Regions from separate parts of the Mus musculus genome. Here region 2 is linked to region 1. The links are chromatin loops, found by intact Hi-C in ENCODE. Cell type or tissue: heart. All regions are shown on one strand.

The links. A loop is a pair of places that touch in the nucleus more often than their neighbours do. Peaks named below come from ENCODE experiments on the same cell type or tissue, not always from the same donor. Only the 100,000 strongest peaks of a DNase experiment are listed, where the experiment ranks them.
Region 2: a loop joins it to region 1, with 2.5 times the contacts of the local background. A loop is called at or near these places in 5 of 42 quality-filtered maps.

The regions. Positions count from the first base shown.
Region 1 is chr8:48,686,562-48,694,561 of GRCm38, forward strand. It overlaps a transcript of Tenm3 not described here. Among named protein-coding and RNA genes, the nearest start is that of Tenm3, 16 kb to the left of the region's middle. In heart, a CTCF peak has its summit at 4,248 (motif pointing right); a DNase peak (open chromatin) is centred at 4,260.
Region 2 is chr8:48,751,070-48,759,069 of GRCm38, forward strand. It overlaps a transcript of Tenm3 not described here. Among named protein-coding and RNA genes, the nearest start is that of Tenm3, 80 kb to the left of the region's middle. In heart, no CTCF peak of the experiment used is centred here; a DNase peak (open chromatin) is centred at 4,642.

The sequences.
Region 1 (8,000 bases):
CACTAAGTATTTTGCATGTAGAGACTTTGAATTACCAGTTTTAAGGAACAGGAAATAAAGTGAATAGCGCTAAGACAAAGTCTCAAGTCCAGCCACCATTGTGGCCACACTGGGGCTCACACTCAAGTATCTTACTCTTCCTTTATTTCTATGCTGTCAATAAACCACAGGAACCCGAATCCAAACCTTAGGTTGTAGAGAAAAAGACAAGCTGGCCTTCTAGATGGTTTAAAAATGGCTGGAGCTATCCATGACTTAAAGTCCCATCTGATGGGCCTGGTGACAGTTGGAAAGGGCTTCTGAGATAAAGAGTTGATGTCATTTCCCTAATTGCTGCGCAGAGTCCTTTCCTTAAGAGTGGCCAGAAAAGCTTCTGGTGAATTATTAATTTCTATCTTGGTTATTTATCGAGTGCTTAAAATATGGCAGGTGCTCTACATATATGCCCTCACTTAACCCTTACAATAATCTTGCTAAGAATTATAAATCCCACTTCGTACAAGAGAGCTAGGACCAAAAGGGATTGATTGACTTGCCCAAGATCATACAGACAGCAGCTGATCAGAATTTGAACCCATTCCTCATTATTCCAAATCTTTTTGTGTCTCTGAATTTATATGTCTATATGTATGAGTGTGTGCATGTGCTGGTACATGTATGTATATGTGTTTGTAAGTGTGTATGAGCATGTATGTGCTGCTGCATGTGTGTATGCATGAGTGTGTATGTGTTGGCCCATGTGCATATGTTTGAGTGTGCATGTGTGTATATGTATGGAAGCCTGTGAACAGCTTCAACCATTGTTCCCTAGGTGCCATTTACTGTTTTATTTTGAGATAGGGTCTCTCAGTTGCCTGAGACTTACCATGAGGGCTAGACTAGCTGGCCAGGGACATGCAGGCAGTCACCTATTTGTGCCTCCCTAGGGACAGGACTATAAAAGCACACATCACCACGCCTGACTTTTTTTTTTTCCATAGGTTCTGGGGATCAAATTTAGATTTTCTTGGTATCACTTTATAGATTGAATTTCATTCCTAGCCATCACACCTGTATCCTCAGTCACTGCCTTCACATCAAAATCTTAGAACAAGCAGGAGAATTAAACAATGAAAATCCCACGAACAACCCCAATACTCAAGAGGCTTACATTGGAAATATATGTTCAAGGTGAACCTCAGCTACTAAGAAAGTCCCAGGAAAGCCTACTTAAGGAGATGCTGTCTCAAAAAGACAAACAGTAACATTTAACAACAACAACAACAACAACAAAACAATAAATAAAAACAAACAAAGCAGACAGAAAGAAAGGGGGACTGCAGGGAACAGCAAAGGGTTTTAACAAATTGATTCAGGATATCAAGAGACCCACTGTTAACAATCATGAGGCTGTCCTATTGAAAATACCATCATATTTAAATCTGCTGAGAACCCAGTACGGGGGAAGCAAAAATAAAAACCAAATGAAACTCATCGGAGGAGTAAGGAAAAGAATCCAAGGCCAACAAGACACTTGAATATACTGAAAACATTTCCAAGCTGCTCCTCTAAAAATAAAGGGCCAATGGAATGTATGGTATTATATGTTTCAGATGGGGACATGGGCCCAATTCTCTTTAGTTGTCTTCCACCCCATGTGGTCCGGTTATCCATGGGGACAGGCTACGCTCATGGGGTTCCTCATGGTCACTGGAATCCTCCTTGCAAACCTGTGTTTCCCTCCGTGGAGATGAGAGAGTTGGTTCATGTGGCCCTGACACTCGATGTCAGTGATTGCACAGGAGAGGACCTGTGACCTAATTCGTGCCGGTAAGGTCAGTCCCGGGACATCTGATAAAGCCACTGGCTGCAAGCCTATTTCATTTCATTGCTGTTACTAATCTGGGAGGCTGTAAACTTGGAGCTTGTTTACATTTCTGGAGAAAGACTGCCTGCCATTGCAGTCTATAAAGAAGAAACAGACCTCAGAGACAGAAATACGATTTAGAAACAGATTCGGAAACAATATGTTCCTAGCCTGCATTTTTTCAACTAAAAATATCTATACTGATACAAGCGTAAAGAACAAGACAGTGCAGGAGTTTCAACAATACAAACTCATGTGTAAAGTCTAGCTCTCACTATTTACCATTGATGAGACATGTGGCCTTAAGTGGTTGCATAAAGTCTCTAAGGCTCTGTCTCCTATATTTAATTTCCTAGCAAGCACACACTAATAGCCTTCTTGTAGACAGACCATGAAGATTAGAAGAGATTAAAATAAATTCAAGGTGTTTAGTGTGGTGGTTGGCATATGCATACTTGATAAAATCCAGCTACTATCATTAGGTCAAGAACTTTGTCCCATGTGCAAGAGTAACATCCACATTAGTCACCTAAGGGCACTAGGTGGATTAAAAATGGATCCAAGCTCAGTTACAGAAGTCAGACAGCAAGGAATTAAGACACGCAGAAGGAAACTGGTATTTTGCTAAAATTTTTGAATGGAATTTTAGTCGTGAATTTTTATGCGCTTATTCAGAAATTCCTCCACAGAACGAGGTGGAGAGCACAGCCTCCATACGAATAATTTCAAAATGATTTCATATATAACGTTATCCAAATATTTATGTCTTGGTTGCAGAAGGCGGTAGGCAAACACTGAAGGGGCTTTCAAGGGCAGCCATAAAGCTGATTAAGAGGCTCTGGATTCAAAGAGCTATGTTAGGTTTATTTTAGTAACAACTAGGTGGATACCTGATAACTACCCACAAGTACTTGGAGAATAAAGGATAACTGCCGTTATTCACGCCTCGGTAACCCACAGGCAAAATTGCTATAATAAACATGCATTCTGTCTACTGCCTACAGGACAGTTTTGATCTCAGTCTGAAAAGCCCCAGCCCAACCAAATGGCACCTTCTTCACAAACTCCCAGGGAGGGAGAAGCAGGGTCCAGTGTTGAATGGAACATAGTCCCTCAATGTAATGAGGTCCAGTGGAAGAAAGATATATATGAACAGATTCCCTCAAAACACTTTTCCTCCTTGAAGTGAGTATCTCTAAGGGAATGGAAAAGCCCATGGTAGAGTTGCTCCAGGGTTTCAAAAGGACTTTGGATTCAGTCTGAGAGCCTAAGTGGCCACAAAAAATCTGAAGGAACCCCTCTTGGGAACTGCTGGCAAATTGCTTGCTTATAAGGAAGGGGACTTGGGTTCGAGTCCCAGAATACACATAAAACCGCTGGGTATCGTGGCCCAAGCTTGTCGTCCCAGTGCTAGGGAATGAAGCCAGTGGAACCCATGGGGTTTGCTAACTAGTGGGCGTCTGGACTAACTGGTGGACTCAGGGTTTAGTGAGAGATCCTACCTCAAAGGGTTCTTGATGATAACATCTGAGGTTGACTTCTGGGCTTTATATCCATGCACACACATGGACATATAGACTATATAGATAGACACATGTGTCCCTGCATACACATGAACGTCCATAGACACATATACACACTGAAAAAGAAACAGACCCTCTTGGTGCGCTGTGAAGATGCCATAGGCTACTTGGGGTTAGATTTAGCTTCTAACATCATGAGACTTGGGACCAATGTTGTTACAGTCAGCCTGGGAAGTTGGCTGCACATGGAGGTTTCCTGTAATATTTTACACCACCAGTGTTTACTATTTGTTTTTAAGCAAACTGAAATGTAACCGTATCAAGGACTATAAATATGCTTCCCGAGGTGTAGTCTCACCTAATTCAATGTTTTGACATCTTAAGTTTAGTCATACATCGTAAAGTGTGTATGCATCGCACACTGAGCACTTTGGCTCCGTCTAAATGCTGCCAGTTAGTTAAGTAAAAATAGGAAACGTGCATTCAATCACTTGGCCCTGGATTTCTTGGATGTTTTACATCAGAAAGATAGATAAGTGCATAATTCAGACATTTTTAGAAGGTCGGTAGACATGGCTCAACTTGGGTCAGAGACACTTGCTGAGGGGCTGGGGGCTGTAATTCAGGCTGTCCCACGTTGTTGCTCAAGTGGGTGCCTAGGAGGGGACTTTGTCGGCACAAAGGAAGCCCTTTCAATAATGAGCACAAAGGCTTGGGAGCAAGAAAAGCCATTAAATTCACTCCCATGTTTCCACTAATGGCAGTTATAAAGCAAGGCAGAGAGTTAAAGTGGAGCTGGGCAGCAGCTGAAGCTGGTGCCTTCTCAGATGTCTGCTGAAGCAGGATTCTTTCACCGCTCTTCCTGACCACAAAAGGGCAGTGCAGGCAAGAGTGTTCCAGTAGACGCACAGAGAAAGTCAGCACACTTGGTTCTCCGGCTGCCTGCCTGCCTGCCAAGTGTCAAAGCTGGACTTCTGCCACTGCTTAATACCAGGGCGACGTGTTCAGACAATTGTTTTAAAAAAAACAAACAAGCAAACAAACCACACTCTCAAGGTAATCTGCTAAGTTGTGGCTACTCGATAAATATAAAGCCACCACAACAGTGAGAAGTGAGTCAATTTTGTCTGTGTTTCTGCAGTTGGAAAGGCATTGCCAAAGTGCACCAGCAATTGTCTAGAAGATAGGATCCCATTCTGGCCATGGTGGCTTTGCTGTCAGATAAATTTAATTTGCTGCTCATCTCATTAAAAATGGGCATGCTACCCAGGCGTGGTGGCGCATGCCTTTAATCGCACCACTTGGGAAGCAGAGGCTGGTGGATCCTTGTGAGTTCGAGGCCAGCCTGGTCTACAAAGGAATTCAGAGAAACCCTGTTCTGAGAAAACAAAACCAACCAACAACCAGACAAATAAATAGATGTCCTGTCAGTTAATAATCTATATGCTGAGAGATTTTAATTAAATTTGCAGTAGCACTGGTGAAGGACTCTAATTTGTACAAATAATTCCTTCCAAGGTTGGGCGCCATTGAAAATTTCCCTCAGCTTCCTAAATGGGCTCTGTGGAGGTTTCTACCCCTGTCTAGAGATAGCATTTCTGCAGGTAGGAGGTGAATTATTTTAATACTCATTTAATTTTTGGTCCCTCTACTTTCTGGTTACATGTAGGGGGCCAATTAGCACTGATTGCTGTAATAATTTTGCATATTGGACACCTGTCACCTATGGAGCAGACGAAGACCACGAACCTAATTTCACGTGGGCCACCAAATAGTCTTGACTACTAACTATCAGGCATCTTGACTGCATCTTCTTCTCCTGCTCTGCCCTCTGCCCCTTCATAAACACATGACCCCCAGTAATCATGTACGCTATGAAAATATCACTTTGGAGAGAAGAAATTGTGAATTCTCTGATTTTTCATGACTGTGTTTTGGAAAACACAGCACTTGGTCGAATTATTTCTCTAGTACATGGTAGCAAGCATGTAATGTGGAATATATTTTAATTGCTGTGATGTAAATGAGGCTTTGGGGTCATGTTACAGAGTGTTAACTGAAAGATCCAGCTATGACTTTAGCATGCCTGCAGGCCTTTTAAATTGTTATGGGAAATTGCAGCATTCAATTGAGTAGATTCAACAGTGAGCTCCCTTAAGGCTTATTACAGTTTGGCATCATGATGCCAATTTCAACTAATGTACCTAATGCCTTTCCCTCTCATCCTTTATCTACAGAGCCTTCCTAGTGGATACAACTTGAAAACCTCAAAACACTAGGCAGATGAACTATATACATGATGCGACTTACCATTATGTTATTGGCCCAAGTCCTCAGGGCCCGTGGGGCTAGTCTTTGATGGAGTTCATAATGTTATGAGTACTAAAAACTGCGGGGCTAATAGTAATGCAAAATAAATAGAAAATGTCCAATTATTATAATTGAATTTTTTTGTTGTTGTTGTTAGAACAGTTTGTGACACACGTTCCTTAAGCAATGGATCCAAATGCTTCAAGATTCGAGGAGTGAATGTCCAGGTTATTTTACAACACGCTTACAAAATGTACCCTAAGTTACAAATGTACTCATGTATGCTCTCGTAAGTCAGCCGCATTAACCCAGTTCAGAAAACATATTTCAAATACAAGTGTGGTTTCCTGCCCTATGAGAAAATACAGGAAGGAAGGGTAAACTTTTTTAAGTAAATAAAGTATAGGTCAGTGTAATTTATACATACTGACCTAATAGGAAAGATCACTTGCTTGCATTCCCTATTGTTTAGTGCAACCCTACTGGGCTCTCAGATAGAGCCTGGTAGTGCCAGCCCTTCTTCTCATCTTAGCCTTCTCCTACGCAGTACAAATCACCCCATTCAGTAAGAACTGCAGAATATGGAAAGCTAATGACAATTATTACCAGATCTCTGACTTCTCTACCATCATAAACAACAAAGGAACATCTTTCCTGTAGACACCGCCACCAAGAGCATTGGCAAAGTAAGGATCACACATCACACTGAAATCAGGTATGGTGACCCAGACACATACTCAGGGTTGCAGATGACCAGCAGTCATCCTGTGGGAGTTACCCTTCCAGGGAAGGTCAAGACAGAGAAGCATAAGAAAGCACTTGGCAGAAGCGAAGAGGGTAGAACAAACAGAAACGGGGTGTCTCCGAAAGCATCTAGTTAAAAGGAAGACAAATTAGGGTTAAAATGTCAGGAAACAGAATGCCATAGGAACAGATTCTGAAGAAACCCTCGTCCTCGCGAAGAGCTCCCCGCGAGATTGGTTTATTAGTCTAATCGCACCTAATTTTCTAGTTCAACAAATGCTCCGCTAGGGTGTTTATGGCATCCTTTGAAGCACTAAACATTTTGGTGGCACACTGAAAGGAATAAAAGATTCCAAACAGCATTGAAAAGTCACACGCAATTATAATGCAATTATTTCTATAGTAAATCAATGCCTCTGCAGTTTCAGGAAAGAATAATAGCGGCTTCATTCCTCCACTCGCTGGTCGTCAAAGCTTGTTATTTGTTAACAATCTATGGCTTTTTTAAGCAGAGTGCTTCATTATCTTCATTATCATCTCTCCTATATTCAAGGGAGAATGACGATGTGTCAGTAAACACATTAAGACATCCTGGAACTGCTTTGATTGTGTGATGCTAAATGGTGTGGTCACATGTCCCCTGTTCCATGTAGCATGTTCACTCACCACCAGCACAGAACTTTCTGCAGACTGGACCCCATCGCCAACCTGGGTCTCCCATGTCCAGTGAATGGGAGAAGATGGGGGCGGGGCTGACTAATGATTGATGGCTCTCACTTCACCTGCTCTCTCACTCTTGGGACAACTTATGAAGACGCCCAGCTTCGGTGGCTAACGCTTTCTAGCTGAACACTATTTGGGACATAATGGCTGGGAAGAGAAAAGACTGAGTCTAATTAAAATTCTCTACCATCTTTTTAAGTCTGATTACCGTGGCCCTTCTCTACCTCACCTTTTTTGTTATCTCAGTAGAAGAATATACTGGAATGCCATTTTTTGTTTGTTTTGTTTTTGAGATGAAGATTTCTCTATTTAGTTCTGGGTCTCACTCTGTAGACCAGGCTGGCCTCGAACTCAGAGATCCACCTGCCTTGGCCTCACAAATCCTAGGATTAAAGAAGTATGCTACCAAACCCAGCTGCATACTACTCTTAAATGTCTTCCACACAATAAGTCTGATTCACATGTGATTTGGTGTCAAGTAAACCCTAGCAATAACATACAGATGATTTTATTTAAAAAATTAATTTTCTTGAAAGGAAAAAAAAGTGTCTGCAGGTTATCACTTCCCACCACCATGATATTGGGTTCTAAGTCTTTTGTGTATTTTATCCACTTGTCAGTCTGTTACACAATCTTTACACTGCACTTCAATACCTCCTCTTGAACATGGAACTGAGACAGTTAGAGCAAGGAGCCTATTATGGCAAAAACATGCCTTGTTTATTTGTCTCTACGCCTTGTATTCTGGCATAAAATTTGTATGTCAAAAAAAAATAACGGCAGAGTGAAATATTCTAATGATAAACATGCAATATAAAAAGCAAGAGAAGAAAGCTTTGGGTCAAAAATTAGCT
Region 2 (8,000 bases), 65 kb after region 1:
AAGCCTACAAAAACAGAATGAAGAAAACTTATTGGGCTAAAGAAACTTGTACTTAGTTACATATTTTGTTCTGTCTACATCTTAATATTCATGAGTTTTATCGAGGAAATGCCCCTGTGGTTGTCCCCCACCCTGCCCCCAGGTGCAGCCTCAGACTTTGTTATTTGTGTTAAATGGAATGTTCACCATATCACTCGTTATAAATTAAAACAAAACAAAACCAACCAACCAACCAAACAAACAAACCCCTTGACTTCTGAATGAGTCTGGGTTCCAGAATGCTGTATGATCTCAGAGTTTAATGTTACACACCAAATACAGGCTGAGCTCAACAGCCTGATCTGCACTTTATGTAAGACAAATGAAACTTACTGCTTCAGAGCCTATGATGACCTGTTATAAATTCAAGCTCCTTTGAACTCTGTTGACTTCATTAAAAACAAGATTCATACTTTACAGACCAGAGTGACCTTGCTGAATTGTCTTCACGTGTAAATTATTTAGCACATAAACATTTTTACATATGCACTTCCCATTAAATTATTTAAAATTTACAAAAACACGTGTATGGTCCATTATAAAAATCATATGAAAGAGAAATATCATATGACTGGCTATGGAGGAACATATCAGATGGAGAGACCAGGCACTTAGTAGAGCTGAAGGGATGGTTTATGAGAATTAATGCCATATAACAAATAGGCATATGGTCTATTTAACCAAACATACTATAGTTTGTCATTTCTTATCAGCCACAAGAATTTGGGAGTAATAAGAGTAACTGCAAAGAGATTTGCAGGAAGTGGGCCATTAAGGAACATTCCTTGAACTCACTATTCCCAAAGCCTGAATTTCAGAAATATGATGCCTTGTTATAAAATGCAAAGCTTTAGGTAATTGCGCAATTGTTTGGTAGCCAAACAAAAGCCACAATCTCAGGTAAACTTTTGTTCTTGAAGAAAAGAGTATATAATACCTTGAAAGGGGAGTAATTGGCTAATCGGGGAATTAGAAGGGATCCGCCATTGTAATCCTCTCCACCTACTCAAAGTCCCTCCCTGTAATGATTTGTACAATGGAGCCAAGGAAATGCAAATTTGATTGCAGGCGCTTGCCAGCCTCAAGCTATTCATTACTTTTCTTTGATCTTGAGAGAAAGGTCTAGAAAGGACAAACCTGAGCCTGACTCCAAAGGTAAAGGCTCTTGCCACCAGACCTGAAAACCTGAGGAGCCATCATGAAACATCTTGGAAAGAGAGAACCAACTCCCACACGCTGTCCTCTGACCTCCATAGACATTGTGACAAACACACGCATGCCTAAACAAATAATTTTTTTTAATTAAAAATTACACTTGGGGGGTTGAGAGACAGCTTTGTAGTTAAGAGTAACTCTTGCAGAAGACCTGGGTTTGGTTCCCAGCAACCTGATGATGATACCTTACAATCACCTGTAACTATAGTTCCCAGGGACCCAGTGTCTTCTGGTCTTCATAGGCACCAAGTAGAGACATAGCACACATATAACACATGCATGTGGAATCACTCATTTACATAAATTAAAATAAGTACACCTAAAAACAAAAAGACACAAATAAACCACCAAAAGGATGGGGAATTCTCAGTGCTGATACCATTATTTGTATATAGTATGTGTCCAACAGTAATAGCTTAAGTGGAGCATGGCACCCTACCTGAAGGTCGACCAGTTAGCTCTTGTCTTCTGCTGCTCAGCTTCTGGGTAGAGCCCTGCCTGCTTCTCTTTTTTCACACCCGTATTAGTCTTCACTTATAACATCTTGTCTGACAGAAACCACTCTGGTCTACTTTGAAGTTCAAGACCAGCTCAAGGTCCAGTCTGACTATTTCCTCCTTTGCTCTTCACTTTCTCCCTGTTTGCAACAATTCAGTTAGTGCTTGATCTCCACACAAAGATGTGACTTCACAAGGATAGGATGTAACGAGAGCACACTACACCGTTGGAATGAAGGAAACTCTAGACACACAAACCTTTATTCTTCCTCCTGACACTACATGTGTGAACCTCATTGGGTTCTACATGTTCACTTCTGAACAATACTGTGTACATATAAAAGGTTCTGTGTGCATATATGCTCTCAGGCCTTTGTGTGAATCAGAGTTTGGGGTATAAAAGAAAGTCACCAGCAACTTCAGAGAAAAGGAGGTTGTTGTGGGGTATACATATTTGCACATATGCACACAGCACCTGTAGATAAGGAGAGGTGTGCCCTACAGGGCGGGGTTTGTTTCTCCAACAATAAGGGTTTCCTCCTCTGGGGGACCAGCTCTCTATACATCATAAGCTTGGATGCTTGAAAGGTTCTTAAGCCAGAGGTTGGAGATGCTAAAATTAATGTCCAAGGATTTGGAGAATAGAAAGGATCTTCTCCACAATGCAGGCTTCGCAGTGAACTTGAAGGTAAGGCAGTGGTTCTCTGCCTGTGGGTTGCGACCCCTTTCCCAGACATGGCAATATAAGATAGCCTGGATATCAGATATTTACATTGCAATTCATAACAGTAGCAAAAATCACAGTTATGAAGTAGCAACAACACAATTTTATGGTTAGGGTCATCACAACATGAAAGTTGTGTATTAAAGGACCAGGGCATTTGAAGGTTGAGAACCACTGATCTATGGTTAGCTTCTGTGACTATATAGGCTCATAAACAAACCAAGAACCACATCCTAACACTCAAATTGGAAGAAACATACTATGAAGAAACATGCTACAAACACAGTCAGAGGACCTAGAGAGTGTGGGAGGCTGAAATGTAGAGGAAGCAGCTACATCAAGACTAAATCATTTCAGATAGCTGAATCAAAAGCCTGTGACTGCACCCCAGAGAGTCTAGGGGATTTCTAGCAGACCTTGCAGGCCTGTGTACCTTCTTGAAGAAGAGACAATTGCTCCTTCCTAAGTGACACATTGCATAATGGGGGGTAGGGAGGGGAGGGTGAAGCCTTCTTGTCACCTAGAATACTGTCCCTTGGTAAAGGATTTACCCAAAAACATTTCACTAAAATGGGAAGATATTAATGCTTAGAAATAACCTGTATGAGTGACCTAGGTACTGGCAAGTATACGACCAGAGAACAAAGGAAATATCTGTTAGGCAAAGAACCAAAACTCTGACTAAGTTTACAGGGGGATTTTTCCATAAGAAGAATAAAACTGCAGGGCGGTGGTGGCGCACACCTTTAATCCCAGCACTTGGGAGGCAGAAGCAGGCGGATTTCTGAGTTCGAGGCCAGCCTGGTCTACAGAGTGAGTTCCAGGACAGCCAGGGCTATACAGAGAAACCCTGTCTCGAAAATCAATCAATCAATCAAACAAACAAACAAGAAAAAGAAGAATAAAAATTTGAAAGAATGAATACTGGACTGCCAAACACAGGTGGGCCACAACTTACAAACAGTTTGTATTTCAGAAGTCTGTTTTTAAGGTAGTTATTCAGGGATTTGGAATATACTTTTTTTCCCCCCTGAAATTATAACATACATGGCAGTCAGCATCCTGGGTCAAATTAACATGTAATGCAGAGAAATATGTGACTGGTGAGCGAGCGGCCTGCTCTGTGATGAACTATGCCACCAGTAGAACATGTAGCGAGGCTGGTCACATGTCCTTCTGCCGAGAACTCTAGCAGCAGCTATGTAGGAATCTCCCACATTGCCTGACATCCTTCTAATCCGTAAGCTGATAACAGAGAAGGTACCTTGGGATTTGGGTCACGGGTAGCAATTTCTGGGTGTTCCTGACTTGGCTTATTCGAAGGAGATGCTAAGATGACACATGGAGGTACTCCTCCCCCTGAAATCCCATCCCCCCCTATACTTCAGAGATAATGGTATCTAGAATGTCTTTAATGGACAACCAACCATCTTCTTGGCATAGGTGAAAGGCATACAATAGACCATTTGCTGAAGCTCCTATAAATCTGGTCTAACCACGGTGGTGACAGGTTCTAGGGTACTTTTTCCCTCTTTTCTTTAATTGTGCTTAGTCTGCAATGAAGGGCTACCCTAGTCTGCACTCTTTACAAGTCCAGCAATGGAGCCAGGGCAGAGGGGAGAGCCATAGTGCTGAATAATGATGAAATGCTAAGCCCTTTCAGACCAAAGGCCAGCAACGCTGCAGAGCCTATCTTGGAATGAACATTTATATGCAAGCTACCAACAATTAATTCCTTTAGACACCTCAAATAAGACCAAACAAAACTGCTGAATATACCTGTGGTTCAAGGAATGAGAAATTCTGAATTGGGGGTGTTTAATTGCACTTTCAGCTAGCAGGAGAGTTCAAGCGAACTATTTGAAATGCATATTACATACACACACAAAACTATGCAAAACAGACAGGACGCTGGCCAATTTGATCCAGGGTAGTTTCCAGCTATTATTTTCTCCCCCTCCTGCCCCCCAGATCTTTTGAGGCTGTGTATCATTCAACAACTCTTTGGAACTTTGCAGAGCCTGAGCCAGTGCACGGGAGACCTGGGAGGCCAGCGATGTGTACGAACACCAGCTGTTACAGGGCCAGCCCTAGTACAAAGAGCAAAGGGTGGCTGGCACCCCTCAGCTCTACGTCACTGCTATTCTAGGATGGTAGTTTCACTCTTGAAACAGCTGAGAGGTCCTCGTGCAGTGAAAAGCAGGGACATTTCTGCCCGGACATCACCCTCTGGACAGAAACTCCTGCTACTGCTTGCCAGGGTTGTGTCCCTGTGCCAAGAATGCAAGCAGCTGCCCAGGAGCTAGCAACCCGAGCAAATGGACACACTGATACCACATTTAATGAACTATTGCTAAGAACAACACTGAGGTTGTCCTGATCCAGATTTTAAAATAGGCACACTCGTTATCGTTAGAAGGGGTTATTGGTATAGAGATAACTACTCCCCACTCCTCTCCACTCCAGGATTATCTCTATAGGAGGGCAAGCTTATCTGCTCCATTGCCATTTTCACACCAGCACCTTTGTAAGTACCTGATCAGAGCGAGCCTGGAATTTTGGGAAACAGTCTAGAGAGCCAAACATTTGGTGAATGGAAGCTGATACTGAGAAGAGCAAAGAAGAAGAAGACAGAGACTGGAAAATCAAACTCAGATGCTTCTGGAATCTGCTGAAAAGAAAGATGCCTAGCATGAAAACCAGACACTCTCCAGAGGCCTGTAACCCAGGGTCTCTAGCAAGGGGCACTCCCATTCCTGCAGCACAGAACTGGCTTGGGCTAGGTGACTGTGGACATTGGAGAGTCCCTGGCCCAGGAGGGACCCCCACTGCTCTGGGTCTTTAGTAAGGAGACTTGCACCCAATTGTTTGCCAGTGAAATTTGCCGTTTTGTGTTTTGCGATCAAGGCAGCACAGGATGTAGAAGGGGGTTGGTTTTTATATAGCATGAAAAGTCATGTTTCATATACCTATTGTTTTCTCAACATCAATAAAATCTAAGATTAACACAAACCATACAGAGCAGACCTCAGGAACATTTCCATATCTGATGGAGAGATGCAGGATGGGAAAGTGTTTCCCAAATGAGGTGAGACACCATCCTTGTGCGGATGGGTGGAGATTGGTAGGCCAAGGCTGTGGGCAGGTGGAACAGGCACACATAATCTTTTCATCCAGGAGTGCCAACTCCATTACAGGCCTGATTGTCTCATCTTTGCTCTGTTGCAAGCATCTAAAAAAAAAAAAACCTCACCATATGGTGGGTAGCCAGTAAATATTTCCCCAATTAAAAGCATCATTAAGGTTTGGAAGTTCTATGGAAGGTGGAAGGAATGCTGTCATCTGGCTATCCTTGGTTCACCTGCTGAACAGCTAGAGGTAGAAGACCAGGATTCACAATGATTATGACCTGGGATTCCTTGGGATTACACGACCTTGAAGGGAAGATGTGTGCAAGGTCATTGTATACAAGGGCTTCACTTGGAGCTGGAACCAAGCCCCTGCATGCAGTTATTTTAAGAGCAGGTACATTGTGTTCTTTATCCCAGTTTCTGGGAAGACTTTTTTAGTAGCTCCAAGCAAGCAAGGGACATGTTGCTTATATCTCTGTCTGCTTATATCTAATTAACGTTCAGTGAGTCTCTGGCTATTTAAAATAGGGAAATAATGCATATTTATTCACACATGCTTTGAGATCTGGGGATAAAAATGCTATATTACTACCAACCACAATGAATGCACATACTTTAAATATAATTATCAATTACCAGCTACCACCTGTTGAGATAACTAACTACAGTGCTTTTAAACACCATCCTTCCAAATTTTAGAATTGGAAACATTCTTCAATGTTACATACACTATATTCAACCAATTCATTAAGGAATTTCTTTGTTACTGGTATATGACTTATGTTAGCAAGAGAAATGGAAATTGAGCTTTATGAATTACTAAAATGCCCAAGGACCTATAATTGGGGTCTGATCTTACAAAGTCATCTTTCAGAACTCTTTTAGGATACACCGAATAGTGCAGATACCCATAGTCTAAGCTCATATTGGTGCATCTTAAAAAACAAAATTGTGCCCCCTTGGCAAATCAAATATTAAATGGTTAAAATGCATATGAAGTGAGATGCATTTTTATAAATACAAAGCCCCGAGTGAAAATCAGTTCATAAACCATGCATAAATAGAAGGTATTATGTTACTCTTTCTCCACTCGGGACCATAGATTGCAGCTAAAGCCGTAAGACTCTGCTTATAGATGGGCAATTATTACGGGGTTTTTATTCTTCAGAAGCTATTAACATTTTTACAGCATAAGCAAAGTTATTACAAACAACCTTTAAAATGTGAGGAATGATTTTCCAGAAGCTCCCCCCAAATCCTCGCCTCAACACGGGCCCTATATTTGTTTACTGAAAAGGGGGTGGGGAAAGGAGGTAGGGCTGGAGCTGATATTAAAGTAACATTAATGTAAAGTCAAGGAAGTTTAAACGATACTCCACCGGGATGTTCCTGTACAGCGTAATTTCTGACAAGGAAACAAAATATGAAACAAAGATACTTGAGTGTTTAATCCATCATCAACATCATTAAAACACATTTACATAATCTAAGCCACGGAGTCAGAAGTCCAAGATAATATAAGATCAGGGTCAGACTCCATCCACCAGTCCAACCCAAGGGTGGCTTGCTGGTGACCTCTGATGCATGTACACAGTGGGACTCTACCAAAAAAAAAAAAAAAAATCCAGGGTTATGAATTACAAAGGGAAAGATACTGGTGCCTTTGTGCTCAAAACTCTACAGAAACATTTTGTACAGAGTTTTTTAGTCATCATACAAAAATTCATCATTTTATAGAAAGAGACGAAGATAGGAACCATAATGCTAGGAGAGAGGGATTTCTGAAATCAGTTCCTGTCCTTCAAAAGCTTGAAGGTTCATTCCCCCCCAAAATATCTATGAGTATAAAAATACACTCGCTGAGCATTCTTAATGAATGTTCTTGACGCTATGTTGTCACGGAGTGAAGCGACACCTGATAAGGAGATAATTTATCCATGTAAGACACCAATTAGTAGTGACAAGGCTGACTCCATCTCCTCTGCTCCCTTTTGAACTGCGAGGCCCTCCAATGGAGCTTGAGGAGGCACCAGGAGAGGAATCAATAGGGTGGGCTGTGATGTCAAATATCCATCCATTCCTAAAGATTCCGTCGTCCGTCCGACTTATATAGCAAGTTACACCAGCGAGTTACACATTTTACAGCTGAGATGGATCCTCTCATATAGGCGGATCCACGTGCATGCACATGCAGATATATTTAATCGGATGTACATTTAAGGTTTACAACGTGCACCATGAAGATGGCAAACAGTAGAGAAGCTAGTAAGAGTGCCAAGCATCTCCTATAGGCGCTGTATTTTGGGGGTGTGGCAAAAGAGGCTAAAATCAACTCAGAACAAAAGGAAAAAAACTCCTCAGTGGAATACAACAGTATTTTGAGCTGCAGTCCTC